Regions from separate parts of the Mus musculus genome. Here region 1 is linked to region 2. The links are chromatin loops, found by intact Hi-C in ENCODE. Cell type or tissue: left cerebral cortex. All regions are shown on one strand. Links, peaks and the distances in the headings refer to the core of each region. The heading gives the core; the rest is flanking DNA. Region 1 overlaps Dhx40 (DEAH (Asp-Glu-Ala-His) box polypeptide 40). Region 2 overlaps Cltc (clathrin, heavy polypeptide (Hc)).

What was found. Hi-C counts contacts between places; a loop is a spot of excess contacts. Peaks named below come from ENCODE experiments on the same cell type or tissue, not always from the same donor. Only the 100,000 strongest peaks of a DNase experiment are listed, where the experiment ranks them.
Region 1: a loop joins it to region 2, with 2.3 times the contacts of the local background. A loop is called at or near these places in 5 of 42 quality-filtered maps.

The regions. Positions count from the first base shown.
Region 1 is chr11:86,782,898-86,791,234 of GRCm38, forward strand. Dhx40 (DEAH (Asp-Glu-Ala-His) box polypeptide 40) reads right to left here. Exons shown (of 18, transcript NM_026191.2): 9 at 6,589-6,675; 10 at 6,270-6,452; 11 at 2,860-2,940; 12 at 1,982-2,139. Among named protein-coding and RNA genes, the nearest start is that of Dhx40, 21 kb to the right of the region's middle. In left cerebral cortex, for the core only: a CTCF peak has its summit at 4,734 (motif pointing right); no DNase peak of the experiment used is centred there.
Region 2 is chr11:86,712,391-86,720,727 of GRCm38, forward strand. Cltc (clathrin, heavy polypeptide (Hc)) reads right to left here. Exons shown (of 32, transcript NM_001003908.2): 11 at 7,860-7,997; 12 at 7,069-7,233; 13 at 6,796-6,976; 14 at 5,508-5,671; 15 at 191-316. Among named protein-coding and RNA genes, the nearest start is that of Ptrh2, 32 kb to the left of the region's middle. In left cerebral cortex, for the core only: no CTCF peak of the experiment used is centred there; DNase peaks (open chromatin) are centred at 3,444 and 7,206.

The sequences.
Region 1 (8,337 bases), core at 252-8,251, 71 kb after region 2:
CTTATTATCTAGCTTTATCCTGAAGGGAAATTAACTTTCGGCTAGGAATGTTATATATTTCCTATGCCAAACAACTAAGTTAAAGGATAATGAAATATAAAACTACTTATCCTGTTTTATCCTGTTTCCTGTCCCATGGGTGTATGGTAAGCCCCCTAAAAGGCTCTGTGAGTTACTGGAAACCAGAATAAATAGCTAGACTTCGTGTACTGGTTAGAATCGCCACACTCTAAGATGGTAATTCTTCCTAACTTCATTTACTAGATCACACAATCCCACCAAGTCATTTTATGGGTTTCAACTGACTCTGCAGTTCATGTGAAGAGGAAGATCCTAAGAACAGCCAGGACAATACTGAAGGGGAAGAACAAAGTCGGGGATTACCTTATCTAACTTCTTAGGAAACTTCATACAAGAATAGTCAACTGATCTATGACAAAGGGGAAGGAAGGCATTTCAAAAGAGAAACAATATTTTGAACAAAGAACGTTGAAACAAATGCACACCCAACAACACTAAGAGAAAAATCCAGATGACCATGGTACAGCAATGACCCCATTGATAGAACACTAAAAACAAGATCACATAAGAAAACAGTTATACTGGGCTTCATTAAAATCAAAATCTTCTACTAAAGGCAATGCCAAAACAATGAAAGGATAAGCCAAAGATTTGAAGAAAACACAGCCAGGAGGTGGTAGCAAGCACCTTTAGTCTCAGTGCTTGGGAAATAGGGGCACTCAGATTTCTGTGAGTTCAAGGCCAGCCTAGTCTACATAGTAAGTTCCAGAACAGCCAGGGCTACACAGACAGTACCTATTTCAAAATTCTAAAACAAACAAACTGGATAGTGGTGTTATTGCAACCTTTTTTTTTTACGTTGGTTTTTGAGAGAGGGTTTCTTTGTATAGTTCTGGCTGTCCTTGAACTTAGAGATCTGCCTGCCTCTGCCTCCTGAGTGCTGGAACTAAAACTTTTCTAAAGTGGACTAAAGATGTACACTCCCACCACCTGGCTACAACTTTTTTAATAGCCAAAACATGAGAATGAAACCATTCCCTTTATTAAGTGGATAAACAAATTCCATACAATAGAATGGAATTCAGTTTAGTGATTAAAAACAGAAATGAACCATCATGCTACAAAAATACACACACACTGCTAAGTGAAAGAAATCCACATGAAATGTTAAATATTGTTCACAAATACAAGGCATTCTGGAGATGGCAAAACTCTGAAGACAGTAATAGAGCAAATGCTAAGTGGGTTGGTTTAGTGTGTGTGTGTGTGATAGTGTGTGGGCACATACATTCTCATGTGCACCTGAAAACCAAGGGATAACCTGAGAGAAATGATGTAGTGATGAATAAAGACAGAACAGGAAATGTTGAAACAAGTAAAACTATTCACTAAGACTGTAATGATAGACACAGGCTACTGGATATATGTAGAAACCATCAACAGCAGGAAACATCCTTCACAAATAAAAGACAGTAGTAACTGGGGAAATGTGGGACTGAGCGAATGGGAACCTTCTAAACTTACTCTTTATTTGTCTGTAAACAATCTGTAAGGCACAGAGTGACAGAGACTTGTTTTATTGAGACAGGGTCACATTAGCTGTCCAGTCTAGCTTTAATTCAGGATCCTCTGCCTCTATCTCAAGACAGCGTACATTACAAGCATGTTTCACCATACCAACAATTAAATTTTTTATTTAAAAAAAAAAAAAAACTTACAGGAGTCACTAGACTCCGGGTAAAAGGAGTTGCTTTCCAAGCAGGACAATCTCAGTTTTAGTTTCAGGACCCACAGGGTGGAACAAGAAAACCAATTCCTCCAAGTTGGTTTTACTTCTACACATGCACCAAGGTATGTGTCCTCGAGTACACATGGACTTATGCACATGTGCACACATATAAATGAATAGATAAAATAATGTAATACAAAGAAGAGCTCTTAAGTAAGATAAAGTGCTCACCAGGTCTGATGAAGACATTTTCCACAGATAGCATTGCTGCTATTGGAAGCAGCAAATCTTCACAGTCAAGAGAAGCAGCCCTGATCACTGCACACGTCAGATGTGGGGGGAGAGGGAACTCCACCATGGATAATCCCAATCTTGTCACATGGCCACTCCTTAACAGAAAGAGAAAGTTCTTAGGCCTTTCAAATCTGGGACAATACAATACATTGTTCATTGTTCAGAGTAAGTAAGATATAATTGAATTACTTCAACTCATGTTTAGAAATTCCATTTAAAGAAAACCATTGTGGTCACTGGCAAGAAAAACAAAAAGGCCCGGCAGTGGTGGCGCATGCCTTTAATCCCAGCACTCGGGAGGCAGAGGCAGGCGGATTTCTGAGTTCGAGGCCAGCCTGGTCTACAAAGTGAGCTCCAGGACAGCCAGAGCTATAAAGAGAAACCCTGTCTCGAAAAACCAAAAAAAAAAAAAGTTTCATTTCTTCTCCTTCTTTATAGAACTTTTTAACTGTTTTAAAGGATATTTTTCATCCCAGCAACTCAAATGTTAGCCTCAGGCTCCCAGGTACTGAGATGACACATTATAGGATGTACTACCATGTCTAACTACAAAAAAATGTCTTTACAGTACAAGGTTTTAGTAAGAACTGTAGTGAACGAAAACCAAGGACAGACTAATTTAATTTTATGTAAAACAATTCATTCACTCATAAACCTGTCTTAAAAAAACAAATAGACAAGCCACCTGTACAGCCTCACACCTGTAATTCCGGTACTTAAAAAGCTGAGGCAGGAGGATTATGATTCAAAGACAGCTTGAGCTACATACCTACAAACAAAGAAAAAGACTAACATGTTTGGATTATATTTTTTACCTGTCAATAGCATCACACTGATAAAGTTGTTTAAGTGCTTCCAAAATAAGTCTCTCATTAGGTGGATCCAAATATGGAAACCTGTATATTTAAATGAGATAGGAGAAAGTCAGGATTAGTCATAGCAGGACTTTTAACACCCTTCATAGAAACTTCCTTAAAAAATTTCAATTTTCTACTTCATTTTCTTTATCTCTATCTTCATTCTGTTTTATTCTGTTTCCTTTTTGAGTCAAGGTATCTTTCTACATAGCCCTGGTTGTCCTAGAACTCACAATGTAAACTAGGCTGGCCTCAAACAATCAGAGTCGCCTGCCTCTGCCTCTAAAGTGCTGGGATTAAAGTTACACTACCACACCTAGCCCCGGCTCCATTCTTCAAGTCCTCCTCTCCTTGAAAACATTCTACCACCAGGAAAATTTTGCTTTTTCTGAATCACATTCATCTCATTCAAAATGCACATATTTTTATTCTCCTCAGCTGAATCGAACAGTCCCATCATTCCTCTTATCTTTTTTTTATAAATTATTTTTATTTTCTTTATATGAACACGTTGTAGCTGTCTTTAGACACACCAGAAGAGAGCACCAGATTCCATTGCGGATAAAACTCAGGACCTCTGGAAGAACAGTTAGTACTCTTAACTGCTGAGCCATCTCTCCAGCCCCCTCCCCCGTCTTTTAAAAAATATTTATTTATTTATTTATTTATTTATTTTTGTGTATGAATATTCTGTAGCTATCTTCAGACACACCAGAAGAGGGCATCAAATCTCATTATAGATGGTTGTGAGCCACCAGGTGGTTGCTGGGAATTGAACTTAGGTCCTCTTGAAGAGCAGTCAGTGCTCTTAACCAATCCTGACCCATACTTTGCAGCAAACTACTCTCTCTTCTCTTCTGAAGGCACAACTGTTTTTACTGAATTTTTACAAAATAGAGGAGAGGACCAACAAGATGCGTCAGTGAGTAATGGTGTTTGCCATCAAGCCTGACAATGAGTTCTATCTCCAAGACAACATGGTGGGAGAAGAGAAATGATTCTTGAAAGTTGTGTTCTGACCTCCACATGTGCACATATGTGTGTGCATGCACACACAATCTAAATAAAGAGAAAAGCCAATTGAAAGCAACTATTCGATAAATTCAAATTATCTAATAGTAACTAAAGGCTATCCTTGATTTCTCAGAGACCTACCTGATTCTGACTCCCAAGAAGTAAAATTAAATTAATTACAAGGGAAATGGCTCAGAGAATAAAGTGCTACCATATCAGGCTTACCCCTGATTTGTTTCTTGTCTTCCTTTCTTTTCTTTCCTTTTTGGTCTTATTCGAGACACGGTGGCTGTGGAGCCCACACTCCTCCCAGCAGTCTTTCCACCTCAGCTCCCTGGGCTGAGATTACAGGTATGTGCTGTAATGTACAAACCTGTAATCCTACCACTTGGGAAGCAGAGGCAGAAGGATCATGAGTTCAAAGCCAGCCTCAGTTACATTTCAAGTTCAAACCCAGCCTAGAAAACACGAGAACCTCTCGAAAATAGCAACAGCATTTGGAGAGATGGCTCAGGCATTAAGAGAACTTCAGGCTCTTACAAGGGACCCAGGTTTGATTCCTAATACCTACATGATAGCTCACAACTATCTGTAACTCCAGTTCCAGAGGATCTAATACCCTTTCCTGATCTCCAGGCATGCAAGTGGTACACATATTTATATGCTGGCAAAAAATCCATATACACAAGATAAAAATTAATAAACAATTTAAAGCAAGAATATAATAACAGTACATACAAGTAATTAATAAGAATATTCACTCTTAATTTTTTTAAAGATTTATTTATTTATTATATGTAAGTACACTGTAGCTGTTCTCAGACACTCCAGAAGAGGGCGTCAGATCTCATTATGGATGGTTGTGAGCCACCATGTGGTTGTTGGGATTTGAACTCAGGACCTTCGAAAGAGCAGTCGGCGCTCTTAGCCACTGAGCCATCTCGCCAGCCCAGTTTCACTCTTATATTGTATGTATATTCACTCTTGGTTATTTGTAATCTGTAGTTCTTTGAGAATATCCTAGGAATTAATGCCAAGCTTTGGGCAGTTGCTTTCAGAGGCTCCTTTTTCTAAGTGAGAAGATAGAACAACACTGCTTTAAATGTGGATTAACCTCAAAGTTTCCAACTTGTTTGAGCACTTGGTTCTTTCAATGGATTGTTACTTCTTTCTCATTGGTGTAATTTATTAATACAACTAAATTTTACATGTTTTCCTCTACATTCTCAATTAGAGAATCACTAATCTTGAGAAAGATAGGGTGCTGCACACCTATATCAGTACCTCGATGTCATAGTCAAGTGGATCACTGTGTGTTTGAGACTAGCCTGGTCTATAGAGCATGTTCGAGGCCAGCCAGAAATACATAATAGGACTTATTCTCAACAACAACATAAAAATCTCTAGTCTTACTTGAAACCATCTAAATTGGCTTCCTAACAGTCAGGCTTGCCTATAAACACAGCACTCAAGAGGTAAGAGCAGGAGGGGAGCTGAACCCAGTCTAGTCTACATTGTGAGTTCCAGGACAGCCAGGGCCTGACTCAAACTAACACACAAAATGGTATGTACCATTACATATGGCTCTAGAAAACACTTTCTAATTAGAATTGCAGTCCCATGCCTTCAATTAAAAATTAACAGTGGTCAAGCCAGGCATAGTGGCACATACTTTTTAATTCCAGCACTCAAGAGGCAGAGACAAGCAGATTTCTGTAAGTTTGAGGCCAACCTGGTCTACACAGTGAATTCTAGGACAACCAGAGTTATCGTGAAATCCTGTCTCAAAACAAACAAAACAAAACAAAACAAAACAGAGGTCACTAAAGTTAAGTCAAATAAGCATCAGCATAAAAAAGTCTTATAAAGCCAAAGTTTAAATATAAGCAAAGTGGGCTGGAGAGATGGTTCAGCCGTTAGGGGCTAGCTCACAATCAAAAAAATATGAGCAGAGGACCAAATCTCAATAAAGTGATGGATGTTTTAAAATAAAAATTTCAAAAAATATGAAGGCAAATAGTTAAATACTATTTACTTCTGGATTCTTCAATCTTCAACTATAGCAGTTTGAGGCTGGAAATGTTCTTAAATTTGAAAGTGGCAATGGTCACATAATATTGTGAATCTACTAACAATAATTTGAACTGTATACTTTAAAATGGCTAAAATACTTAATTTTATTTTAGGTGGATTAACATTTTTGGTTTAGTTAAAAAGCAGCCAACATGAAAACTAACCCTGGAAATAGGCTTGTTTCAATTCTCAGGGACACATCAGTCAAATGGTACAAAACAATTTTCAAGAAGTAAGCAGGCTTCTCTCATTCTAGCCATAGCTCTGGGTGACCCACGTACCTTATGACATCATGTATGGCAAGGCACTTTAATGTCAGAACTACAGATGTCAAACTAGTTCTCTTAATCTCTGGGATCACATGGTCAGGCATACACTGGCTCCAAAACTCTTTACTGTAAATCCTAAAGCACTTTCCTGAGGCGGTCCTGCCCGCACGGCCACTGCGTTGTAATGCTTCACTTCTACAAAAGACAGCAAAACAGTCCCAAAATGGTTTTGTGGGTTTGACATATAATTTACTTCCAACATTCAAACCAAGTAGAAATACTCTAACCAGCTTACTATTACTGAACTGAAAAGCTAGATAAAGAGACTTACTTTGAAATAGGAACCACCTCCAGGATGTCCAGCCCTAATCTTGGGTTGTGATTTAATTGCTTCACAAAGCCTCCATCCACCACATATCTAAAAGAATGAAAGCAAGTTAAATGCTAGAAAGTAAGCAGGTGTGTTAAGTTTTACTTTTATGTATAGAAGTGATTTCCAGTGCACTTTTTACTGTGTACCACATGCAGGTCTATTGCCCACAAAGGCAAGAAGGTGGCTCTCAGTGGATCTTCTGGAAATGAAGTTTACAGACAGTTGCAAGCTATCAAATGAAGGGCAGGCAGTGCTCTTAGCCACTAAGCTATCTCTCCAGCCCCTAAACTTGTTCATTTTAACCACTTTAGATTCTCCTTTTCTACCTCAGTTACTGCATTATTTAAATAGAAAATTTGAAAGTCAGGTTGGTGAGGTGGCTTAAAGGCACATGCTAACAAACCAAATGACGTGATTTCAATCTTTGGAACCAGGATGGTACAAGAATTAATTCACACAGTGGTTCTCTGACCTCTGCTTGTGCGTAGACACAGACACACAGACACACACAGACACACACAGACACACAAATAAATGTAAAAAGAAAGTTCAAATTCAAGAAATGGATTCCATAGATTCCTCATACACAGCCGATGGTAAAATAAGATCCTTACAAAGTAACGGTGGTAGCCGGGCGGTGGTGTCACACACCTTTGATCCCAGCACTCGGGAGGCAGAGGAAGGCAGATTTCTGAGTTCGAGGCCAGTCTGGTCTATAGAGTGAGTTCCAGGACAGCCAGGGCTACACAGAGAAACCCTGTCTCGAAAAAACAAAAAACAAAAACAAAACAAAAAAAAAAGTAATGGTGGTAATGAGGGAAACAGTTTGGCCACTCTTCACAAAGCTAAAGAAGAACTGTCGTCTGTTATAGAAGGTTAGGGTTTGAACCCCAGCAGAAGCTCACAACCACCTGTAACTCCAGTCAAAGGGGATCCAACAGCCTTCTGGCCTCCATGGGCATGGTGTGCATGAGATCCACAGACATAGATATAGGCAAAACACCAATATACATAAAATAAAAACAAAACCTAGCAGATTCAGAGCCAGCAAAAAGGCTAGTGGGTAAGGAGTTTTATTTTGGGTGATCAAATATTTTGAAACTGGATAGAAGTAGTACTTACATAAAACTGTAAATGTCCATTTTTAAAGTTATTAAACAGGGTTCCACTCACCTATAAACTGTTGTAACAGATTCAAATTTAATTCTTTAGCATTCCATTTTAATCCAATGTAGAACTAAGTGGGTAAAGAGTTAACTGAGGAAAAGTACCAAGTCTATCATTTTACTAAACAACATTCTAAAGGCTTGTGCCCGTTTGGGAAACATAAAATTACAGAAGTCAATGTACTCTACTTCTCCTCTAAAACCTTTATTAAAAAAAATCACTACTGTTTTCTTTTAAATTTTAAATATTTATATTTTATTTTTGGTATAAGGTTTTACTATATGGCCCAGGGGGACTCTGTGGTCACTATGTAACTCAGTATGGTCTCAAACTTAAAATCTTCCTGCCTGTGCCTACTGAATGCTAGCATTAGATGCATTCCAAATCACCTGGATAAGAAACCATTATTTATTTATTTATTTATTTTAAAATAATTACTTATATATTTTTATGTGTATGAGTACACTGTAGCTGTCTTCAGAAGAAGGCATCAGATCCCATTACAGATGGTTGTGAGCCACCATGTGGTTGCTGGGAATT
Region 2 (8,337 bases), core at 173-8,172:
TTTAGACTACAGTAGCTCTCTCTCACACTTCACATTCTGGCATGGATGTAAAATTGTAATAAAAGAAAAGACTGAGCTGAGGAAAACCATGGAAAGCTACTCTAGCAGACCATTCTTACCAGGCACAATGAGAAGAACTCAAAATGCTGTAGTGATAATATTTAAATTATCTAAAAACCAAAGTACTTACCTTCTGGACATATATCTCTATATACTTCTGAAGATTGTTTCTATATAAATACAGCACCAGGTCATGGACAAAGTCAAACCGATCACAGACAATGATAAGTGGCAACTGATCTGTTAGTTTTGCCTCCTGAAACGGGGAAAAAAAATAAAAAAGAAACTTCAATTTCCCCATTGCGTGAATTAAAATATGAGCCTCCTTTCTGTGTTGATGGGAGAGGCTTACATAAATGTAGCTCTTCTGTTAAAAGAAACAAATGACCCCAAGGCTGCATGTCCTTCTCCCCATTTCAGTACATTTTACTAAAGTACAGCTTAGATTCACACACAAAACACCAAGCCCTTCCCATGCACATCTTTAATAAAGAAATTAACAAATTAAGATTTGTGAGCCACCAGTAGCAGTACACAGGTTTTAAAAAATCACTACATGGGGACTTTCACTAATAAAAGACATTTCAGTTAAAAAAAAATCACTACATGGGGACTTTCACTAATAAAAGACATTTCAGCTGAATTCGGCAGCTGATTTAGTAACATTCTCACATTGGTGGCACAAATGCTCACATTTGTTTCAAACTACTGATTTATTTCCTAGCCCTCCCCAATACCAAGCTCTAATAATACCAAAACACCTAGCCTCTAACAATCTATTATAATTAAATCTACAAAGAACACTGTGATAATGGCCATGAATTAAACACACCAAATAATTTAAAGAAAAGACATCTTTAAATTGCCCATTGCTTTTACCATTACAAAGACAAAGCTAGATAGAGTCCTACTTATAGACTGACAGAGATGTTATAGACAGGCAGGTAAGGGTAAGACCTGTGTGGGGCAATTACCTGATACATGTCCTGTTATATTCCACAGACAAAAGGTACAGCACAAAAAACAACAGTTTCCATCAGGAATTCATTTATACACAGTGACACATTCCTCAATCCATGATTCTTCTAAGAGCTGACTAAAGAAATACATACTAAGCAGGATAGGACTTTCCCCAATGGTAGCCACTCCTTTTAAGGGTTAGAACAGAATGTGTGTGTGTGTGTGTGTGTGTGTGCGAAGGGTGGTGGTGTCGTACTGGGGATTAGGCTAGAACAGTAATCTGCCACTGAGTAACATCAGACAATAGAATGGTTCTTAGACTAGGCTCTAGCCACCAAATTATAAATCACATGAAGATTAGTCCATGAAAGGTTCAGAAAATATCAAGAAATTTTTGTGAGCTACAATAAGTTAAAAAAAAATGAAAATTGCTAAAAATTTGAAGTAAAAGTCCAACTGCAGACTGTTCACATTAAGGAAAGTCAAAGCATGTGAGAACTTATTTCAGAAATGGAAAACACTGTACTAATGGCTGCTTCAACTATCCCTAGAAAGGATGTCTGTTCTACAAATGTAAAGTTCCAGGCCAATTTTTCCTCCTAAATAAGCATAAAACAAAACAAAACAAACCCCAAAACTCAGTGGACTACATTAGTCTTCTGTGCACATAAAACACAAGTTTCATCAACTAGGGGAAAACATGCAAGGAGACTACTTAGCTAGTTCATTTCTGACTAGAACTATGGCGTTTTCCTGTTTATCTAAACCTTCACAACAGTTTGTGCATAAAACTAATGCTCTAAATATTTTATTTTTGATTCTGTGTATGGTGATGTACACATGAATACAGCCCGCAAGGGCCTGAAGCATTAGGTGCACCTGGAATTGCAGGTACTTTGTGAACAAGCCAACACACAGGGGCTGGGAAATGAATTCAAGTCCTCTGGAGAGCAAGTGATGCTAACTGGTGAGCATCTCTCCAGCCCATGCGATCTATACATTTTAAACCGTTTACTAAGCTATTAACCATTATTGTTAGCAACCGTTCTAAGACAAAAATTAGACTTGGGTAAATACATGTACAAGTTTTCTACAACACAAATTTAACAACTACAGTAAGCACTCCTGTGTATCACGGAAAGTGCCTCCAAGTGGGAAGAGGCGAGGTTTCCCTCACAGCAGCAAGCATTACAGCAGAAGTGAAGCAAGGCCATCAAGATGGAACTGGTACAGATATCAGCCTGTTTGTTTGCAAATGCATGTGGAGGGCAGAGGACTGACTTCAGCTGTCATTCCTCAGGAGCACTGTGCCCCTTACTGAAGACAGTCTTTTCACTGGCTTGGAGCACACCAAGGGACCCACCTTGGCCAGGGTTACAAGCATGAGTTAACACATGTACTATTCTTTCCTGGGATCTGGACTCTAACCAAGGCTTGCAAGGCAAGCACTTTACTGACTGAGCTACTTCACTTACCCTAGTAGTTTCTATTTTAGGCTGAGTAACTTGAGAAAAACCTCTCCTAACATTTGACCAGAAACCTGAAGGTCAAGAAGCAAGCCATGAAGGTCTTAGAGAAAAAACAAAAAAACAAAAAACATAAACAGTCTAGGGCCGACACAAAGCCCCAACAGCCAAGGGCCAGCAACAGTGAGTCATCCAGGGACACTGAGGCAAAGCATGGCATAAAGAAAAGGGAGCAGGGTGGAGACACACTTGCGTGTTAATCAAATAATGCTAACAACATTGTTTGGAATTCTTTGTAGTACTTTAACTTTTCTGTAGGTCATAAGAGAATCTTAGGCTAGTACAGCGCTACTGAATAACATTCTCATCCCTCACAGGGCAGTTGGTGTTTGTTTGATGTTTGTTTTTCTCCAGACATTATCTCAGTATGTTGCTCATGCTAGCTTTGGACTCATGATCTTCCTGCCTTGGGTTTCTGAGGGCTGGGATTACAGGTAAGGAAGGAGCCCTAACTTTGATCCACACAGGCTGTTGTTTTTGTATTGGGTCATATTGCACTGTATTATATTGTTCTATTTATTCATTAAAATTAATTTTTTGAGACAGGCCATATATACACCAGGTTGGCCTCAAACTCCAGGTCCCTCTGACTCAGTCTGTCAAATGTGGGTGTTGGGATTCTTTATGTATTCCCATATTTAACTTAAATGTTACTCAAGTTGTAATAGTTAAGTTTACTTCTGCTTTGACATAAAAGATAACTCAAACATTATCTCCTAAGGCTAAAGAAATTTAAAGAAAAGAGTTCAATTACAAAAGAGAAATTCAACTAAGAAGCTAGCAGTGTTAAAAAAAAAAACAAAAACAAAAAGCCTCATAAGCCTCAATGATTCACCAGAGGAAGCGAGCTCTGTCCTGTGAAATGGAGTGGGTGCACAGCAGCACGACCAACCACTCCTTGCATTTGGCAAGTTTCTTGGGAACCCTAGAAAGTTTGACATTATCATGCTGGCTAGGCTGCCCAGAAAAGTTATGTGGCTAAGATATGACTTATAAAGTTATAATCACTGGGGGAAAGTTTATCTTTCATTTGAAAATATAAGATAATCTTGGGGGCTGGTGAGATGGCTCAGTGGGTAAGAGCACCCAACTGTTCTTCCGAAGGTCCAGAGTTCAAATCCCAGCAACCACATGGTGGCTCACAACCATCCGTAACAAGATCTGACTCCCTCTTCTGGAGTGTCTGAAGACAGCTACAGTGTACTTACAGATAATAAATAAATAAATCTTTAAAAAAAAAAAAAAAAAAAGAAAATATAAGATAATCTCATCATTTTGACTATTTTGTTACATAAAATCCCTGTGGGTTTGGCTATCAGACCCCAGTTAAATTCAAAAGAATAAATATCAGATGATACAGCTGTAAACTACCTCCAAGTGATAATAGGTAGAGGCAAGACATGCAAATTCCATGTAATAATGGTTTTGTGCTCAATCTACAATTCTCCCAAAAAACAAAAGTTAAAAAATGTCATGTGTGACAGTGGACAAGTGGTACTCTCTGAGTTTAAGAATTTTTCTCATCTTTCATTGATAGATAGCTACAAATTTTTACTTTTCCCCATAAAATAACTGGTATGAGAATAATGTTAACAAGCAAAGTTAAACAAATTAAAAACCCTTACTATTCTCTAGCTTAGCATTCTTTAGGACATTATTCTTCACTCCAGCCAGAGGCAGCCTTTATTCTCTCCAACTGAATTCATGTGTCACAAAGTCAATTTATCTTGATCCCACTTGGTTTATAAATTATACATTAACACTTCATTTCTGGATTCAGACAGATGTGATGCTAGAAGTAAATCTAGATGTTTCCTTAACCTACAATAAAGGATCTTGAAAATGATGCCAAAGATAAACTGAAAAATACAAGCATCTAAGGCAGAGGCTGGAAGATGGCTCAGTAGGTAAAGACGTTTATATGGAGACTAACATTCTGAGTTCTAGACGCAGTAACTACATGATGCAAAGATAGAACTGACTCCCAAGAGTTGACCTCTGACCTCCATGCAATGGCCTGGGCACAGAAACATCATCACAAACATCAACACAAAATGAAAACATAAATAAATGTTAAAAAAAATTGAAGAGTAAAATATAAGAAACCTAAGCCAAGAATGATGCCTTCTGGAAGATGCTGGTTTTACCACATACCAAGGCCAGCCTAGACACTGCAAAGTGAGACTATCTCAAAAAAAATAGGAAAGATGATTCAAAGAGTAAGGGCACTTGTGCCAAATGTGAAGATCTGAGTTTGACCCCTGGGCCTTCCATGATACAAGGAGAGAGCTAGCTCTTATGCACATTGTTCTCCCCAGACAAAAATTTTCAAGGCAGTAGAAAGACAAAATCAATAACTGTGCCTTAAAAAAAAAATAAAGGAATCAAAGCCTTTTATGGACTAGAGGCCATCTACTTCCTGTTGTACATATTAATAATGTACACATTACAGGTATGTGTCACCACCTGGGGAAAGAGCTGAATATTCTAAAATGTCATCAAGAACAACTTTAAACTGTGTTTTTCTTAAACCAGCCCTAGTGACACACATCTTTAATCCCAGCACTCAAGAGGCAGGGGCAGGCAGATCTCCAGCCTGGTCTATATACTGAATTCTAGAACAGCCAGGGCTACAGAGTGAGACCCTGTAACAAAAGAAAAAAGAGAAAAGAGAAAAAAGAAATGTGTCTTTTGATTTTTTTTTTTTTAAAAAAAGGAAGTTCTTTGAAAATGAAACTGTTTTTCCTTCTTTTTAAACAGATGGTCGTTCTTAGGTACTACTTACTAATTTCCTTCCTTATTTCTTGAGAAACCACAGAGTATTAAGTTTAGAAAAAATAACCCAGCACAGAATTTGAGAATGCTAAGATTTTCAAATGTAAGAAAAATATTCTCAAGCCCGACTCAACCCTTGTAGAACTGCTTAAGTCAATCAGAAGCACGTAACTTAAAGCCACTTACCTTGAGAAAATTCTTGACTCGCTCGGGATCATAGCAGTTGCTTTCTCTGCAGATTCTTTCCACTTCTTTGATTTGCCCAGTCTTGCAAGCCGCCTGAATATATTTAAAGTGCACATCTGGGTCCTGACTAAAGTTAACAATGGACCCCAGAAAATAAAAGAGACCTTAAAGAAACAAAAGTAACTGAGATTAAGGAACATAGGCAGGTTTTGTTTGTTTGCTTGCTTGCTTGCTTGCTCTAAGACAAGGTCTCACTGTGAAGCCCTGGTCTCTTCATGGAGTCCTGGCTGTCCTGATTTTGCTGTATAAGCCAGACAGACTGGTCACAAAATCAGAGATCCTCCTGTCTCTGACTCCAAAGTGCTGAGATTAAAAGCATGTACCATCAAGCCTGGCTATACTTTTGAGAATGAAAGAACTAAAAATTAAGCAATTACAAGTCATGATTACAGAAAAGGTTCCTAGTAAGTTGGCTGTTTTAAAAGTTCAGTAAGAATACACATTAATCCAGAAGCCACTTGAACAAATCAGGTATAAATTTCAGTCCCTACACAACAGGAAATTCTGTTTAAAAGTATCTTTCTGTGTTTTAGTGTTTTTGAGAGGATTTGTCGTATAGTTCAGGCTGTCCTTGAATCTATCATAAACCTGTCTCATTTTTCTGAGTGGCCACTCTGCCTGGCTCGGAAGTTTTCAAATAGTAAAGGACAGCGCCTCAATAGCAAAGCAAATGTTTATACCACATTTCATGAGACACTTTAAATCAAGTATCACATACCAGATAGCTTTGCATAAAACTTTCAAAAATTTAGTGTAGAGCTGTCCATAAGAACTTTCTGGAGTGATGACCTATATCATCTGCCTTAGACACTAACCTCCCATGGCTCACCTCAAGCGTAGCTAGACTAACTCTAGAAACTTTCAATTATATTTTAATTATTTAATTGAATTTTAAATAGCTGGGCTAATGAAGCACAAAACCCCCTTAGGAGAAATGTTCACTATTGCAAGAGTCAGAGCGGTGCTTTTAATATTACTGTAATTAGTCGTCAGTATTTTAATATTATGCAGCTAACACAAGACAATAAATTTCTTAACCCAAATTTCTGCCTTTAGTTCATAAAATACCCAAGCAGGTGTTCTTCTACACTGTATACCTCAAGGATCCCATGACATGAGGGGTCCTAGAGAAGACATGTCCCATAAAAGTGTTTTTCAGAAGATAATTTCGAACTGCCTGATTAATTATAAGTGTCTCTCTTATATCAATTCTGACATTCCTAATTACCTTCAAAACTCTTGAATGATTCAAAGAGCTCAATCAGAGACTGAGTTGACAGCTGTTCGTGATATTTAGAAGCCACCTGAACACAGATCTGTAGATTTTGACGAATATTAGCTGACAGCATGGCTCTGAGGCATTCTAGGGAATCTTCAACTGATAAGGACCCAAAGTAATTCACTAACCACTAGAGGGAAAAAAAAAATTAATAATTACTATCACCCAGTATAAACAATAAACACACTGACTAATCACAACTAACAGGTAAGAAACAAATACCTCAGGGTTAAGAAGATGGGTATGAACAACTGCACGTTTTATGTCATATAAATCGGTGAAGTGTTCTAATGCACGCTGCAGCAGGCCCGCCTTCTCACACAGCTGGGCGATATGAGCCCGGTCATAGTGGGTGAACATCTGATTCCCGAGAATGGCATCTGCAACCTAGAAAACCACAGACAGGACAAGGCCGTGTTTCCTTCTCCTTTACTTCAGCATACACCAACACCCAGAAAATACACTGAGACTGAATAGTGAATAAATAACATGAAAGTATGAAGTACAAAGAATACTAGCTAAATTTTCTTAGGAAATAAGCATCTCAAAACTCTGAGTGACAACTTGTAAACATTGGCACAATGGACCAGAACAGGATCGGAAGCAAGATTAAAAAGCATGACAACTCTGCTGGACACATTTTTTGTCAACTTGAAAGTGGGAACATCTTGGAAGTGGGAACCTCAAATTTGAAAATGGCTCTAACAGACTACTTACAGGCAAGCCTGTGGGGTCTTTTCTTGACTAATGATGGGGAGTGGGGAAAGCCCACCAGGAAAAACACCGTCCTTGGACGGGTAGTCCTGGGTTATAAGAAAAGACTGAGCAACATAATAAGCAGTGCTCCTGCATGGCCTCTGTTTCAGTTTCTGCCTCCAGGTTTCTGCCCTGACTTCCCTCAGTGACAGAGTCAAAAGAGTTTTAAGGTAAAATAAACCCTTTCCTCCCCAAGTTACTTTGGTCATGGTGTTTATCACAGAAATAGAAATCCTAATGAATACAACAACACATACTTGAGGTGCGTGCATAAGGTTCATCTCAAGCAATCGCGTCTGCAAAGGACCTTCAGAGGGACGATTATTCTTCAAAGCATCAAGTAAGAAGGCAGTACATTGTTGGATTAGATTGTATTCCATAAAGACATCCACAATCTATTAAAAGAGAAAAATCAGATATAAGACAGTACTGAAGGGGAAGAGCTGTAAGACCAAAAGGGCAATTCAGTGTAGGGGAAATATGAACAAGTAACAATGTGCACGTATGCAAGTCATGTTAAAATGCAAAGAACATGTATGAGTTTTACCAGTTGTTTTTTGATATTTACTTATTTTATAAGTATATCACATGTACTTTTGAGTTTTTGCATGCATGTATTTCACATGAAGAGAACGGTAGCACATCCAGTGGACTTAGAATTAAGGATGTTTGTGAGCCACCACGTGGGTGCTTGGAATCAAGCCAGGGTCCTCTGTAATAGCAACAAGGGCTCTA